2 separate regions of the Homo sapiens genome follow, and region 1 is linked to region 2. Evidence: chromatin loops called from intact Hi-C (ENCODE). Cell type or tissue: heart left ventricle. All regions are shown on one strand.

Region 1 (8,000 bases), 58 kb after region 2:
GTCCCTGCCACAACCCTGCATCCCCAGGAGGGTACCAGCGCTCCACTGCTGAGTAGGATCATGAAGATGATGAATGTCTCGAACCAGCTGTGCTCCACGATGTGGTAGCAGGTCTTGCGCAACCGCCACCAGACCTTCCCTGGGGCCTGTGTGGTGTCCACCGCACAGCAGGGACAGCGCCGGACACAGCCTATGGGAGAGAGTGAGGGTCAGGCCCACCTCAGGGCCTGTGAATGCCCACATCTAATGGCAGAAGGTTGGATGGTTGAAGAGATGACTGAGAGAAAGAGCTACGATGATGGGGGTGGCGAACAGGGCAATATGGTGAGCAGGGCCGTGTGAGCGAGGGCCGTGGGCACCACCCGTGGGGGCCACACGCTCTGCGGGCACTCTTTGAGGAGGATGGATGGACTGAGCACCCAGCGAGTGGGTGAACAGCCTGGCAGGTCTGGGCAGGGACAAGGCTGGGCTGGGATAGGTTCCAGCTTGTCCGCTGCTCATCTGGGAAACTGTCCCCCTGGGAAAATGGTAGGAACTCCTGGGCATTCCCTGGGTCTTCTCCATGTTTGTAGTTTCTGAGCCTTGGGAAGGGCAGATCCCTCAATGAGAGCCCCCATGGATGTGTCACATGGAGGGCAAACTCTCATTTTGTTTTTCTCTTTTTTTGAGATGTTTCACTCTTGTTGCCCAGTGTGGAGTGCAATGGTGCAATCTTGGCTCACTGCAACCTCCGCCTCCCGGGTTCAAGAGATTCTCCTGCCTCAGCCTCCTGAGTAGCTGGGATTACAGGTGCCTGCCAGCGCGCCCAACTAATTTTTTGTGTTTTTAGTAGAGATGGGGTTTCACCATGTTGGCCAGGCTGGTTTTGAACTCCTGACCTCTGGTGATCCACCTGCCTTAGCCTCACAAAGTGGGGATTACAGGTGTGAGCCACCGTGCCGGGCCAAGCTTATTTTATCCCCAGCTCATTTTATCCCCAGCTATCCTCCAAATATACCACCAATCCATAAAAGCTATAGATGCCAATCAACATGGCCACATGTCATCCCTGCCTCAAGGATTTACAGAGGGCCTACTATGTGTCAGGCACCGTGCCAGGGCCTGGTGGTACAGGAGCGAATTAGACCCAGACCCTACTGCTGTTGGGCATACAGTGGTGCCAACACACCACAAATACAGTGTCTCCAGTCCTTGGTGCAGCTGTCCAGCCCAGCACTCCATGGGCAGACACGTCAGGCAGATGGAGGAACCCCCAGGGTCACAGAGGAATGGAGGAGGTGGGCAGATATCTAAGGCAGGGTGTTGGTGCCACGTGGCCCTGGGCTCCAAGGAGCTGCTGGTCCTCCTGTCCCCTCTGGGTGGAACTGAGGCTAGGGCAGAGGGCTGCCCGGGCCATTACCTTCAGTGAAGCAGTCCTCTGGGTCCTTGACATCCTGGCCGAGGTCAGGGATCTGCTCCAGGAGCTCAGCGGTGTTGGTCATGTCTGCTGTGCTGCCCTCGGAGCAACTGTCCTCTGGGGTCTATGGACAGGGGTGTGGGACAGGGTGGGAAAGGGTGTGAGTGTGGGCTGAGTAGCAGCCTTTGGCCTCGAGCCCAGAGTCTGCAGGAGCTTAGGGCTCCCTGAAGGGAGGCAGCATCTTCATGACGCACCCTGGGACCTGCACAGAGCCACTTTTGCCTGTCAGGGCTGGGCCAAGGCTGGACCTCGGGGTTCCCGGGTCTGTGATTCTGGTCTGCTGGAGTCTAAGGCTGGGGTGTGGGGGCTGTGAAAGAGCTCTGGGAAGCCACTGGGGATGGGGACTGCATCTAGCTGGGAGCAAAACGGACATGGGGTAGCAACCTGGACACACAGTGGGACATGGACACATCGTGGTGGTGTGGCACACACAGTGGAAACAGGCATGTCACATCCAGAACAGAGTCAGAACCAGGATCCCGGGCAACACACAGGCAGCAAGGTCAGACCGCAGAGAACAGGCCAGCAACCCCACCCACACATTTTGCGCAGTTCCCGTGGGTTCTGGTGTGCTGGACAGAGCCCGGAGACTGAGAAGGTGATGGAGCCCTCCACTTCCTGTCCTTGCAAGTCTGCTGCCCTGACCTCAATAACTTGATTATAGGGAGGCTACAGAGAGGCATGTGCATGCAGGTGTGCCCTTGTGAGTGTCTGTGTGTGTCACTTGTGGGTGTGGGTGTAAAGGGGTGTTACAGGGGCCACTGTGGGTACCCTGCCCAATTCCACTACATAAGACCACTGCACCCATTCCCAGCCACTTGAATGCTAGCTGCTTAGCTGGCCCTCCTCCAGAAAATCATCTTCAGCTGGGGGACTGCCGTCCCAAGGGGTGGCCGGTGCCCAGCAGCCACTGATACAAGAATACAGAAGGCCAGCCCCTAGCCTTGAGTTGGGGCAATGCTGTGGTGCAATTCATGCCCCAGAGCTCTACTTGGGACAGGATGAGGCTGACTCCAGCTGGAAAGCCTTTCCGTAGCTTCCTTCTTTGCTTCATCCTGTTTCTCTTACTTTCTCCTGAGAACACCCCTCAACAAGTCATTTGCATAGGAATCCCTCTGCTTCTAGGGAACGGTACGTCAGGGGAGGAGTGTCAGTGAAGGAAGAAAATCCATCGTTTGCATCAGGTCAGGTCCAAAGACCCCATCTCCGCTGCCCCCGCCTCACATCATCTCAGGCTCAGGCTCCATTTAGAGAGGGGCTTGTCTGAATTCTTGGGCATGGCTATGCTCCTACAGCTGCCTTCTCTCTTCTCTTTTCCTTTGATGAATCAATCTGCTGATGTCTCAGGGGCTTCTTTTCCATTTTTGAGATCTGTGATGGGAAAGGGGTGGATTCTGGAGGGAAAACAGAGCCTACTGCTCAGAGAAGGTGGATCCTTGGCCAGAGAGGTGAGGCTCAGTCTTTTGTGGTCCCCCATGGCATTGAGGGTTCCTTCCCCTCTCCTCCTAGCTCAGCTGGGGGATGAAAGGAGTTGGGTGATGAAAGGGGCAGGCCAGAGGAGAGCAGCATGCTTATTTTTTCTTTCCAAACACTGGAGCCGTCTGAAGTCCATGGGGCTGTCATGTGAGAGGACACGTTCTCAGGTCCTACTGCAGGTGAGACGAGGGAGTCCCTTTCCCGGGAAAACTCCAGCCTGTTTCTCCTTATATAGGCTCCCCCATGAACTGATTTGAAGAAAGGAAGACTTATAAAATTCATTCAAAGGTTAGCATCCGTGTGAGAGAGCCACTTCTCTCCCATGGCATTTTGCCTCTCTCCTGTGTCTTCCTGTCCCCACATGCCTTCACAGCTCAGACCATCAGGGGAAGAACCGTGATCTGCACAGTCAGGAAGATGACTCCAGTAGGCCCTTGTGCTCCAAAAACTGACCATGCTTGCAAAGCTCACATGGGCCCATCTCACAAAAGAGGAGAAGGCACAAGTGCTGGACGGAGTGAGGTCAAGCTGCAGGACAGTGGCCACCAAGCACTCTGAACACGTGCCCTCCACCTTCCGTGGGCTAGATGTGAGTGAGGCTGGGCGGCTTAGTCAGCAATGCCACAAGCCTTTTGCTCAGGGGTTGCGAACTCCAATGCTTACAGAATCAGGCGGGTAACCTGTTCACCATGTTGGCCAGGCTGATCTCGAACTCCTGACCTCAAGTGATCCACCTGCCTCGGCCTCCCAAAGTATTAAAATTACAGGCGTGAGCCACCGTGCCCAGCCTCCTGAAGTCTTCTTTGGATGGGGAGATTCACAGGACAAACATTTGCCAAACAGGACCAAAACACAGGGATGGAGTATGTGGAGAGGGTGAACACATGGAGGTAGTGGGTTAGTCCTGCATCAGAGTTTGGGACCAGAATTTCCAGAATTTCCCATTGGCCCTGGGCCCTGTACCGTCTCTCCCCTGTCAGGACAGGGATGCCCACCCTCCCCTCTGCAGACTGGTCTTCCACGCTGCCTGTGACAGTGGCTGTGGCTCCCAACAGCAAATGCAGGCATGCACCTCTCACAGCCTGGCTCTGACCCAAGCAGCGGCGCCCAGCTGGCTTCAGGGACAAAGGCATGCATTACCTCACCGCACCCTGGGGCCTGGGGTTCCGCTTTCCACTGCTGCCGCCAGTCGGCCTGAGATGCACTGGCCTCGGCCTCAGAGGAGGCAGTCGCTGACACCTGGCTCCAGGTCCTGGAATCCGGAGGGGCCTCTGGGCCACCGGACACAGGCTGGGATTCCTGCTGAAAAGACCCCAGCCTATGAGCTGAGTCCACACACCCAGCCAGAGGGTCTCCAGGGCCCTGACCCTGGGGGTTTCAGACCCTGCCCATGCATCTGGGGCATTGCCTCCAGCTGTCTTCATGGGGCCTCCATCTCACTGAAGACTCCTCCCTCAAGGGGCCTGAGCAGGCAGGTGGGAGGCTCCTGGTAGGTCCAAGCAAAGGGCCTAGAGACAGGAAGCCCCTGGCCGGCCTGGCATAACTCCCCCTCCCCAGACTCCCTGGAAGGGTGCAGCTGGGCCACGATGCCCAGCTCACAAATGCTGGCCACTGTACTTAGGAAGGTCACACTGACTTCCCTCATGAATCCCTGTGGCACTCCCGGCTTGCGTGCGCGCACGCGCGCGCACACACACACACACACCCCCACACACACCACACACACCCAGGAGCCAGAGTCAATGGGCTCAAGAGAAGGAACAGAGAAGGGAAATGAGAGACAGCCGGAATTCCCCTCCTGTGCTGGAGATCATTGGAAACTGTGGTCCTGGCAACACCAACACTCCCTCTCCCTGAGCAGACATTGCCACTGCCCCGCAACCTGACTTGAAAGGGTGGCCTCTGGGACCACAGGGAGGCAGGAGGATGTGAAACCAAGCCCAGAGCCTTAGATCAAGTTCCACACATGGGGAGCAGCTGCTCTCCACAGCCAGGCCCAGCCAGTGCAGGCCCAGAGGAAGCAGCCAAGATGGGCCTGACTCAACAGGGAGAACACTCCTGGGGGCTTGACCTAAAGCCCTGAGAAGAAGCCATCTGAGCCTGGCTCAGGCCAAGGGAGAACGGAGGGGAGGGGAGGGGTGGGCCCTGCCTGCTTTGTGCAGACTCTGGTCCCAAGTGTTAAAAATAACAGGTTGCGAGATAAGATAGTGCTGTCCCTGACACCTCAGTCTTAGGGATGCTTATTTTTAAATCTCAGAATGAGCCCTGGGTGTGGGAGGAGGGGAAGGGGCAGTCTGGAGGTCAGAAAACCATACTTCTCTTTCGCCAAGACACTCTACCTTGCCAGTCCTGGAGGGGGGACAATGGTCAGTGTGGGAACTGGGGGCTAGAGGCTCTGTTCTAAACTCATGAGGAACACCCAGCAAGTCTCTCTTGCCATGCCTCCGTTTCCCTGTCTGTACAATGAGCTCCCCATGCCCAGCCAGGGCATGAGTGGTGGATAGCAGCCCCTCCCCAGGTCAGCTTCTGGACTGAGTTAGGAAGGGAGGGTTGAGGGCTGGTCTCAGCACCCCTCTGAGAGGCTGGCTGTTGTGGGGAGGGCCTGCCTTCTACCCCTACCCACTGCCAAGGCAGTCTGGGAGGGGAAGCTGCTTTGAGAGAGGCTGGGTGGCCCGGACAGCAGAGCTCTGGGCCCTGTATATGTAGGTGCCTTATACATGCAGGGGTGAGGGCCCACCTGCTTGCTGGACTCCTCCTCCGTGCCCAGGCTGTTCTCCTCATCTTCTTCTTGGTCATCTGTGTCTGACTCGGCCACAGCGATGGGCACACACACGGGCTCTGGATCCCCGGGGGTGCCCTGGCCTGGTTGCTCGCCTTCCTCAAACCGTGTTTCCTTGCGGGTGGGAGGCACCTTCTCCGTCTCTGGGGGTGGCGGGGAGTAGGGGGTGGCAATGCAGCTGGGCAGCTGGCCCTGGGCGGCAAGGGCTGCGGGCTTCTGAGGCCGCTGCCGCAGGAGACCACAGCAGAAATCCCAGGTGGTCCGCTTGACAAAGCGCAGGCCCCTCTGGATGCGGGCCAGGGCCAGCTGGAGGTTGTTCATCTCTCTGTCCTCATCAGGGGCTGTGAGGTTGTCTGCACTGAAGGAGCTGAGCAGCAAGGCCAGGAAGAGATTCAGGACCTGTCGAGATAATGGGTCAGGCTCACCAAGGCACTGCACCATGCCAAGCCATCCAGTCCCAGTTCTATGATGGGGAAACTGAGGCCCAGAGACCTTTAAGACTGCCTGTGACAAACAGCTCCGAGGCTTGAATCCAGGGCCCTGAGCCCTCATCCTAACCCCTCATTTTATTGAATGTGGAAGGTTTGGCTATAAAAGAAAATACAAATTTGAATCCCTCTTTCCAAGGGCCCAGACACAGTCTGAATTGAGGATGTCGTGTCCTGGCTCAGGTTCAATGGGAGAACTATGCGTGCATTCAGTGTCAAAGCGAGGGGCTAGCACAAAGTCACACACATTGAGCCCTGTCTTGGCACCAGCGGCTTCTACATGCAAGCCTTCTTCTCCCTTTACCTCTTCCTGCTGCCTTAGGAGTAGTGAGGGGCAGTGGGGTCAGGATGGGCACAGGTCTCCTTCCTGGGAAGTGTGAGTCCAGGGACAAGACAGAATCCCACCGAGAAGCCACACAGAGCTTTTGGGACTTTGTTGGAAAGAGGAGGAGCAGTGACCTGCCTCTGAGTTCCCTATTGAAGCCAGCTTGGTGCTCAGAGGCCTGGGGCTGCTGCTGTAGGGCACACACTACCTGAGGCCCAGGTCTGCCACACTTTCCAGGTGAGGGACGCTGGGACAGGGCAGAGAAAGGTGCAATAGCTGGAAAAGAGGTCAGGAAGGCACAGGCAGCCTTCAGGCATTTGGACTAATCATGGGGTCAGGACATGGAGAGCTGACCATGTCTAGGCTGTGAGGGGTGCTAGGAAGGGTGCTGTGTGAAGGTCAAGGCCTGCTATTCTGCAGGGAGCCGGGGGAGGTGGCAGTGTCGGAGGTTCCACAGGGCGCAGTATTTTGTTGAGGTCTATCATCAGGGCTTAGGGACTTGAGACTTCTTAAGGGGGTTTGCATAACCCTCTGCCTTTGGATGGTTCTGGAGAATTGCTTGTCGTTAAGCCCTCCTGCAAGTGTGAAGCTTTAGCTTTTGTTTAAAAAGAAGGCCTTTGATGTGTGACAAGCGGCTGGGCTTGTGTCCATTTCCCAGTCACATGGAGGGTCAGTTAAGCTGACGGTGGGTCGATTCCCACATGCATGGGTCAGACTGGCCCATGGCTCACCAGGCCGCCAGGCCACCATGGGCTTGGTGTCTCCTCCCTCCCAGCACCTTTATAGCAGGGTGGTGTGTGAGGGTGGGTGCACAGTTCTTTTTGGAAATCCACTCTGAGACTCTGTTCCGGTTTCTCAAGAGCCTCTAAAACACACCTCTACCAGGGACCCCATACCTATCAGCAAGCTGGGAATGAGAATTCTGATAAAAGCGGCCTCAGAAACATGCCTTTGGCTTAAAAGTAATACATATTCATGTGGAATATGTACAGAAGGTGAAGAGGTAGCCTCTCCCGTACTATCTCTACGGAGAGATGATCACTTTTGACACTTGGCACTAGGGGTAAGGCATGTGATACCATTCTGAGCTGCTATCTACACCGACCTCGGGCCTGGTCCCTGGCCTTTGTCCACAAGGACCCAGGCATGGCCACCTCCATTCCCAGGAAGGATGCCCACTGGATCCTTCCCCCACAGCCTCACTCACACCAGGCCCTGCATCCCCCAACCTCCAGGAGTCCTGGGCCTAGGCTGGGAGTAGGGCGGGTGGTGTGGGTACCTGGGCAGCCATGCCCACCCACAGAGTCTAGGGCCCTCCCTGTCGCTGGCTTCAGAAGTTCAGCTTCTTCCAGTGCTTTCCCCATCAATCGTGCTGCTGCTGCTCCCAGCCCTGCCTGATCATCACTTCCCATTTCAATGGCAATCTTGCTTCCTCCCACGCCTGGCAGCGGCCCAATTCCTTAGGCGGCTGGGGAG
Region 2 (8,000 bases):
GTTTTTGGCAGAATGTAGGAGCAGTGATCTTGTGTCCTTCTCAGTGCATTGCATCAGGAGGTGCATAATATCAGTTTGTCTGATTATTGATGATTTTAACTTTACTTGGTTAAGGTGGTGTCTACCAGGTTTTTTCACCATTTCCCCCTTTGGAATTTATAAGTAATCTGTGGAAATACTTTGAGGCGATGTAAGCATCTTTTTCGTCTTCGAACTTTCACTCAATAGTTTTAGCATCCATTGATATTTCCTGCCTGAATTAGTTATTACTATGTTAGTTGCTAAATGATGACTTTCTAATTCTTACTCCTTAATTTATTAGTTGACATTCCACTGTTAGAGCTTTTCCTTGTTATCAATGTAGACTCACAGATTTATTTTTATTCAAAGAGTTTTAATGTTTACTGTGATTGTTCATTTTGATGCTCAAATTGCCCCAGATTTAGCCAGTGGGAGCTCCTTCCAGTGTCTCCTGTGTCCTTTTGATGCATCCTCATCATTTTTTAGCATTTCCTACTTTCTGGTATAAGGCTATGTTCCATGTTCATCTTGGCCATCGGCCATTTCTCCAAGGAGCACTGGATCCTTTTAGTGGGGATTGATGTTTAGAAACCAAGATCTGGACAGCAATTCAGATTGATTCTTGAGTGCTTGCTCTGCTGTTTGGTTTGTCAGGTGTGTTCACCACATTTATTTTTAGCCTTTTGTAGTGGATGGAGAGAGCCCCAAAGCTCGTAGTATATGGATTCCATTGCCTTTAGTGGCTCACTGTTGAGAAGGCCTTTCTCCTCTGCTTTCTGTGTTCTTGTATTTCAAAACAGGGATTGACAGACACTGGTCATTAGGAAAGCAGTTCACTGTGTTTGTACATTGTGTATGTATATGTAAAGTTGAATATTGACTTCACGAATCCATATTTCTGGAGGAGCATATGGTTTTTCAGTTTTCTCAGAAGCATATCAAACTGACATCTACTTTTATATATTTATGTTTTTCACTAACAAATATCTCCATAATAATACTGCTTTTATTAGTTTTGGCATTATATTTCAAGTCAAACTTTATTTCAGGTAGAATTTTAAACCTAAAAATCTTTGGTGTATCTGTTAGATGAAAGCAAAATATAGTTTGTTAGTAAAATAAATTTGAAAAATTATCTTGAAATTCTTGCCAAGAATTTAATTGGGCCCAAATTTTTATATATATGCACACACACATGTATCTATAAACTTGGGAGAATTTGGTTAAGAAATAGAGATGTGGGAGGTCTACCTAGGCAAGGTGAAGAGATGAGAAGCGATAGGATATATGCTGAGAAAACAGTTAAGTTAGAGCGTTCATGTAGGGAAGGAGACAAAAATAAAAGGAAAGTTTGGGGCCTGGTGGCAGAAACTTCAAATGACCAGCTAAAAAGTTTAGGCAAGAACTTCAAGATAATTTTCTAGCAAGCAGGGCCTTTGAAAAGTAGGCAATTAATTATAAAACAAATATAGATAAAATGATGTCCTTTAATTATTCTGGGAAAGGGGACACAGCATTGCCCAGTGCTGGAGACTGGTCTGTTTCTCTCAAGCAACGAATAATTTGAATCATGAATTCCCACTTTCAAGGCAATGTCTTGCAATTACGTACGGCAATTCAGAGTGCTTGGAAAGTGTTTTGTTTTCTCAGATCTAGCCATTTAATATTTACTGCTTGCTTACAACTATACTCTGAACCTTATTTTAGGAAGTTGTACCCAATAAAAGGGTTTATTTAGTTTTCTGTCCAGGCAATGAAGCATATATGTGTTTTTACTTTGGGGGAAGTAAAGCAAATGAACTGGCATTTCTTGAGGGCCAGGTATACCAGGCAGTATGTAAGTAGCTTTATATATGCATCTCATTCAATCTTCACTACACCCTTACAAAAAAAGTAGTGACCATTTTCTTTTATAGACAAGAAAATCAAGGCTTTAAGGATCAAGTCTCAGGCATATAGCTTATAATTGTCAAAGAGGGTATCCAAACATGGGTCTGTCTGACAATTGCCAGTCATTCACAGTGTTACTCTTTGAAGCGCTCAAGTTTATAGTAAATGAATTGCTGTGCTGTTCATATACAAAAGCTTAAGGTTAGCAGATAATAAAAGATGGTGTGGATGGAGAGAGGAGTTACAAGTGATACTTGCTAGCATGCAAAAATAACAGAAAATGGGCCAAGAGGAGGATTCCTTATAGCCAGGCAGAAATGTCTGTTAGAATATGTAGGAAAGGATCACATCATCATAGAACTTGAGTGAATATGAGCCTAAGGGAAGATTCGTAGCAGTGATTTTATCAGAAGTGAGTCATCTGACAGTTCTAATCAGAATCACCCCCTTTATTATATAGCTGAGGTCATCCCTGTGCTTTCTCTGATGTTCCTGTTTCAAGAAGAGGTTGATTCCAGACAAGTGAAACATACCTGAAGATTCTGGTTTGGACATTATAAATGGTCTGACAAGAAAGTGAGCTTCAGATTTTAGAACTCAGTGATGGTGGTAATGTTAGAAATATTTAACAATCTGTGTTCTTTTATAACAGCACTTTGCAAACTTCCATTATACTAACCCTAAAGGGGAGGAAATTGAAAATGCCCTCAGGAGTCTTGAGACATCATTTGAAGTGATATGGGAGTAATATTTTTTTTTAAGTCTCTTGCTTTATATTTAGGGAAAGCTTTTGTTCATTTCCATATCTATTTGTTTTAATGAAAGTTAAATTATTTTACTGGTTGTCTCCCTACCCTCACCCTAAATTTTCAAGTACCATTGACAGCCTAGAAAGAGGGTGCTTGTTTTACTGTGACTTAGTAGGCTGCTACCCTTTGGCCTGGAACAGGTACCCCAGTGTGAGAAGTACCGTCTTCCAGGGTTTGTGCTGCCACAAAAGCATCTGCTGAGGCTCTATAGATAACACAGGGGGCGACCACATTCTTGTTGACTTTACCACACTTTGTGACTCCCTCACTTTTCATGTTCCTTCCCCCCCTCAGGTTCGGATTTCCTGTTTATCAAACTCCCATGGTTTCTTTCTTTCACTTGATCGGCATGACTTTTTAAGGGCGTGGTCTCTTGATCTGTCCCTCTAGTTTTATTTTTGGAGTTTCTTTTTTTGTCTTACCAGGGGAATGTAACCAAATATATCTATCTAATTCTAGCAGGTACATATTTTTTCCTCTTGATGCTGCTTAATATTTTATTGGAGGCACATTTACAGTATGTATGACCTTACAAATGGCAGGCTTAATATGGGTATTGTTTGTTTTGGGTCTCTTCTGGGTCTGGGTGGCACAGGTGGTGGTGGCAAATTGTCATTTCTGTCTCTTGGATGGAAGGAAACAAGCTCAGGCCAGTATATAAGAAAACTAGCTTCAGGTTGCGAATGAGTGCCAGCTTATGTATTGTATTTTCTAGTTAACTCCCAGTTGACTTCCAATTTTTGCTACAGTCTTGAGTAGAGTTCAGTGCTTCTTGGGAATTTAATAGCAGCAAGGGTTTCCTTTGCAAAATATTTTTATACCTAAATCTTACATGAAAAGGGTTGTTTGCTGACTCACTGATTAACTAGACTTGGTTTATGTTAAGCCTTTGAGTCCTTTGTTACAGACATCATTTGTGCCCAAGTTGCTTTCTCCTCCTGAAACCCCATTGCTGACCTGTAACTAGTCTAATCTTGCTTGATTATACGTTTCCCCCGCCCCCATCCCTCTGTAAAACCATCTTTTGTACCAAATGCCGTTGTATCTTTTGAATGATGTCCACTACAAAATAGCTTTTTACATAGATCTTGTAGATTTTGAAAAATTTTTAACTAACATGTCATTGTATCTTCATAACAATTCTATGAGAGAGGCATTTATAAAATACAAAATAGCAATCCACCCACGGGGATGGCTGTTACGTATTTTGTAAATGAAGAAACAAGAAATGGGTGGACGCGACTTGCAGCTTAGTGGCAAAGCCAGGTTTGACCAGGTCTCTGGGCTTCCAGTCCACCAAACCTCTAGTAGTGTTTAGAAACATTTCTGGAAGTCTCCCAATTTTTCCAAAAGTAGGAAAAATTTATTATGTAGATTGAGTTGTCTTTAAAGAGACAGCTCTAAAATATTTTACGATTGATGTTGTTTTAAAAAATTGTCTTAAATTCAAGGAAGAAACGGTGTGTTTTTCTGAATACCCAACTAGGACCTGTCCCTATATTAGACAGATTAAAGATGTTTGCTTCCTAAGAACAAAGCAGACTGAATCAGAAAAGAGATTAGTGAGTGGCTAAGTTTTTATTTTTCTCCTTAGTTCTAGGGATAGTATTTTACCCCCTTGAAATAGTGTGAGAAGGTCATGGGTAGAAGGATCACACCTGTGATTCCTAATAGGAATTTCTGTTTCCATGAGGTTTCTCAAAAGTAGAATCGAGGTCCTTTAGCAATTGTAAGAGTTTTTAAACACCTATAGAAATGGTACATTTGCATAAAGTAAAGCTGTAGAACTGAAAATGTCCAACGTCTTTACTTTTGGCTGGAATTTTACGAGCCTGATTAGCTCTGCATGGCAGCAATGGGCATGTTAATTATATTTGAAAATTGCCGTTTGTTTGTAGACAAGGAGTCCATGAGGAGAGAAAATCAAGTGAATGTTCTTGAACTGTACTGCAGTGATGGGGAATGTCCACAAGGTGGCGCAAAGACTTTGTTTAACTGCTGGATTCCTAGCTAGCACCTGGAATACTTGAAGCCCCTTTCACCTTCTCCCTCTTTGCAAACTATGGCTCAGCTGCATCTGTGCCCTCAGTTCTGGTCCCCAGCTTCCCCTGAATCCCCTTCGTGCTGTTATTTGGGCTTTGTATTGGTACCTAACCACATTCTACCTGTAGTGAAAGCTGAAGGTCTTGGTTCCCACTCTAGGTGGTAAGTTTCTTGAGTGGAGGCACCAGCTGCATATACTTTAAAGCATATTCTTTTCTGTATTTCCAGCAATGCCAGGCACAGGACCTCTGAGTTGCATTGTTGAATTAACATCTTTTGGTTATTTGTGAGTTAATTGTGGACTTCCATAGGGTTCTCCCTCAGTATATTTTTGGCTTTGAAGAGTATGTTTATCTTCCCAGCTGCATAAATGAATTTTTGGGGTGAAATGGGGATTTTATGTTTGTAGTACATAGTTTCATAGACTTTACACCACACCCCGACCAACCACTTTCAGTAACTTCGAAGACAGTTGGTTATGGAAATCATTCCCGTGCACGGGTCTTCCCTGAAGCTCTGCAATTGGTCTTGGCAGTGGGACCTTCATGTGTGACAGACAGCAGATGGCCATGGAGTTCCCAGGCTGTGTGCCATGTAGGTAGGAGCTTGAAAAAAGCAGAAAAGAAACCTCCTTTGTAGCTGTCGTGTCTCTGTCTTATTTGGGCTCACAAGAAGGAATCTTGCTGCAGGCAGAGCTGTCTGATCAGGAAAGAAAACTGACTCTTACCAGGGAAGGGCCCGGGAGGGGCAGTAATACCAATGAGCATGTTTTAGTTGGATTATGTCAGTTATTGGGGACCATTAAGTAAATAGATGTTGAGTATTTTCTTTTTCAAAAAAGCCTTTTTGTTTTGTTTTGTTTTGTTTTGAGATGGAGTTTCGCTCTTGTTGCCCAGGCTGGAGTGTAGTGTCACAATCTCGGCTAACTGCAACCTCCACCTCCCGGGTTCAAGTGATTCTTTTGCCTCAGCCTCCCGAGTAGCAGGGATTACAGGCATGCGCCACCACGCCCAGCTAATTTTGTATTTTTAGTAGAGATGGGGTTTCTCCATGTTGGTCAGGCTGGTCTCAAACTCCCAACCTCAGGAGATCTGCCTGCCTTGGCCTCCCAAAGTGCTGGGATTACAGGCATGAGCCACCACACCTGGCCCAGATGCCAATTGGAAGGAAATTTGAAAAGGTTTAGTAATAATGTTATTTCATTAATTTCAGCCAAACCACACAACTAATTTATGTTTTCTAGGCCTGACCCTGGCTCTGGCTTCTTCATTGTGTGGATACCTTTCCAAAATGTTTGATATGACAACATATTTAGAAGTTCTTTGATCACAAGCCCAAGGATGTGCAAAACTCAGAGCAAACAGCATTTACATTTATGTAATTTAATTTTAAAAATTAGCCCTAATTGAAGTGATCCTGGAGATGGTAATGTTGACTTGACACCTGGCTGCTTCTCTAAGGGCTATCTGTTTAGTTCCCTAGTGAATTTCATAAACTAAGGCCATGTTTTTATTTCTAGAGCTGGGAGTACCCAAGCCTGCAGTTTTGACCTTTGAATGTTTGGAGCACCAGAAGTTCTGATTATGAGATGAAGAGAAAATGACAGCTTTTCTTGTCTATTAAAAAACCAGGACTCACTCATGGCATTCCTTTGTCCTTTGTCCTACAAACAGAACAGAGACTGTGACCCCTGATCTTTGGGTTGGCATTATTTTATTTTTATTTTTTGAGGTGGAGTCTTGCTCTGTCGGCCAGGCTGGAGTGCAGTGGTGCAATCTCGGCTCACTGCACCCTCTGCCTCCTGGGTTCAAGCAATTCTTCTGCTTCAGCCTCCCAAGTAGCTGGGATTACAGGCGCCTGCCACCACACCCAGCTAATTTTTGTATTTTTTTTTAGTAGAGATGGGGTTTCACCATGTTGGCCAGGCTGGTCTTGAACTCCTGACCTCAAGTGATCTGCCCGCCTTGGCGTCCCAAAGTGCTGGGATTACAGGTATGAGCCACCGTGCCTCACCTGGGGTTATATTATTTTAAAGAATGTGATCAGAATTGACCTGTTAAATACTCTTCTTGTATGTGAATCTCTGAGTCAGTTTATTATTTTTGGCAGTTGAATTTAAATTCATTAGAACAGAGTGGGATGGCTTATAAGTACATTTCAGCAATGCATTAAATAAGTATTTTTCAGAAAAAATTTGCGAACTGTTAGCACAAATTGGCATCACTAATATGGCTGCTTTGTTTTTAGGTGATTGGCGAGGACAACGTGGCAGTCCCCTCACACCTTTATAAGGTAATCCTGGCCCGCAGAAGCTCAGTATCTACCGAACCACTGGCGCTAGGGGCCTTTGTGGTACCCAATGAAGCCATCGGCTTCCAGCCCCAGTTAACTGAATTCCAAGTGAGCCTCCAGGACCTAGAGAAGTTGTCAGGACTGGTGTTTTTTCCTCATTTGGATAGAACTAGTGATATCCGGAATATCTGCTCTGTGGACACCTGTAAGCTCCTGGATTTCCAGGAGTTCACCTTGTACTTGAGTACAAGAAAGATTGAAGGAGCCCGATCAGTGCTCAGACTGGAAAAGATCATGGAAAACTTGAAGAATGCAGAGATTGAACCAGATGATTACTTTATGAGTCGCTATGAGAAGAAGCTAGAAGAACTCAAAGCTAAGGAGCAGTCAGGAACCCAGATAAGAAAGCCATCCTAGTTTTTATCTCAAGATGTGTCATACCGTCTGTAATGAAGCAGGCATGCCCTCTTTAGGCTAACATATTTTAGTGGCTTTGCTTTTTGCTTTTTAAAAAGTTTTTCTCTTTAAGAGATGTGGTCTCGCCGTGTCATCCAGGCTGGAGTGCAGTGGTGGAATCATAGCTCACTATAGCCTCAAACTTCTGGGCTTAAGCAATCCTCCTGCCTCTGCCCCCTGAGCAGCTGGGACTACAGGCACACACCATCACCCTCAGCTACTAGTGGCTTTGCTTTAAAGAAACAGTGGAATCCTAAATTTATGACTAAAAATTCCCCCAAAAGATGAAAGATCTACAATGTTTTTGTCAGTATTATATTTGACTCAGGAACTAATTATTAAGGGAGCTTTGACACCTGCAGATGGAGGGCTGATCTTGTGTCAAGTTAACAGGAAGACTGCCCACAGATGACACTGCATTTGTATCCCTGTGGATGTAGAGTATTGGGAAGGCATTTGTTTAGTTTCATGCCTCCAAACCATGCATTG

The links. Peaks named below come from ENCODE experiments on the same cell type or tissue, not always from the same donor. Only the 100,000 strongest peaks of a DNase experiment are listed, where the experiment ranks them.
Region 1: it touches region 2 in a loop (2.7-fold over the local background); 7 of 110 quality-filtered maps call a loop at or near these places.

What each region holds. Positions count from the first base shown.
Region 1 is chr3:38,575,262-38,583,261 of GRCh38, forward strand. It overlaps SCN5A (sodium voltage-gated channel alpha subunit 5), which reads right to left. Exons shown (of 28, transcript NM_000335.5): 17 at 5,670-6,110; 18 at 4,073-4,231; 19 at 1,400-1,520; 20 at 36-190. Among named protein-coding and RNA genes, the nearest start is that of SCN5A, 70 kb to the right of the region's middle. RefSeq lists enhancers at 3,101-6,235, 5,026-5,526, 6,493-7,476. In heart left ventricle, a CTCF peak has its summit at 4,145; DNase peaks (open chromatin) are centred at 4,060, 4,978 and 5,997; H3K27ac peaks cover 6,963 bases.
Region 2 is chr3:38,516,891-38,524,890 of GRCh38, forward strand. It overlaps EXOG (exo/endonuclease G), which reads left to right. Exons shown (of 6, transcript NM_005107.4): 6 at 7,011-8,000. The coding sequence ends at 7,472. Among named protein-coding and RNA genes, the nearest start is that of EXOG, 25 kb to the left of the region's middle. In heart left ventricle, a CTCF peak has its summit at 4,690 (motif pointing right); no DNase peak of the experiment used is centred here; H3K27ac peaks cover 3,302 bases.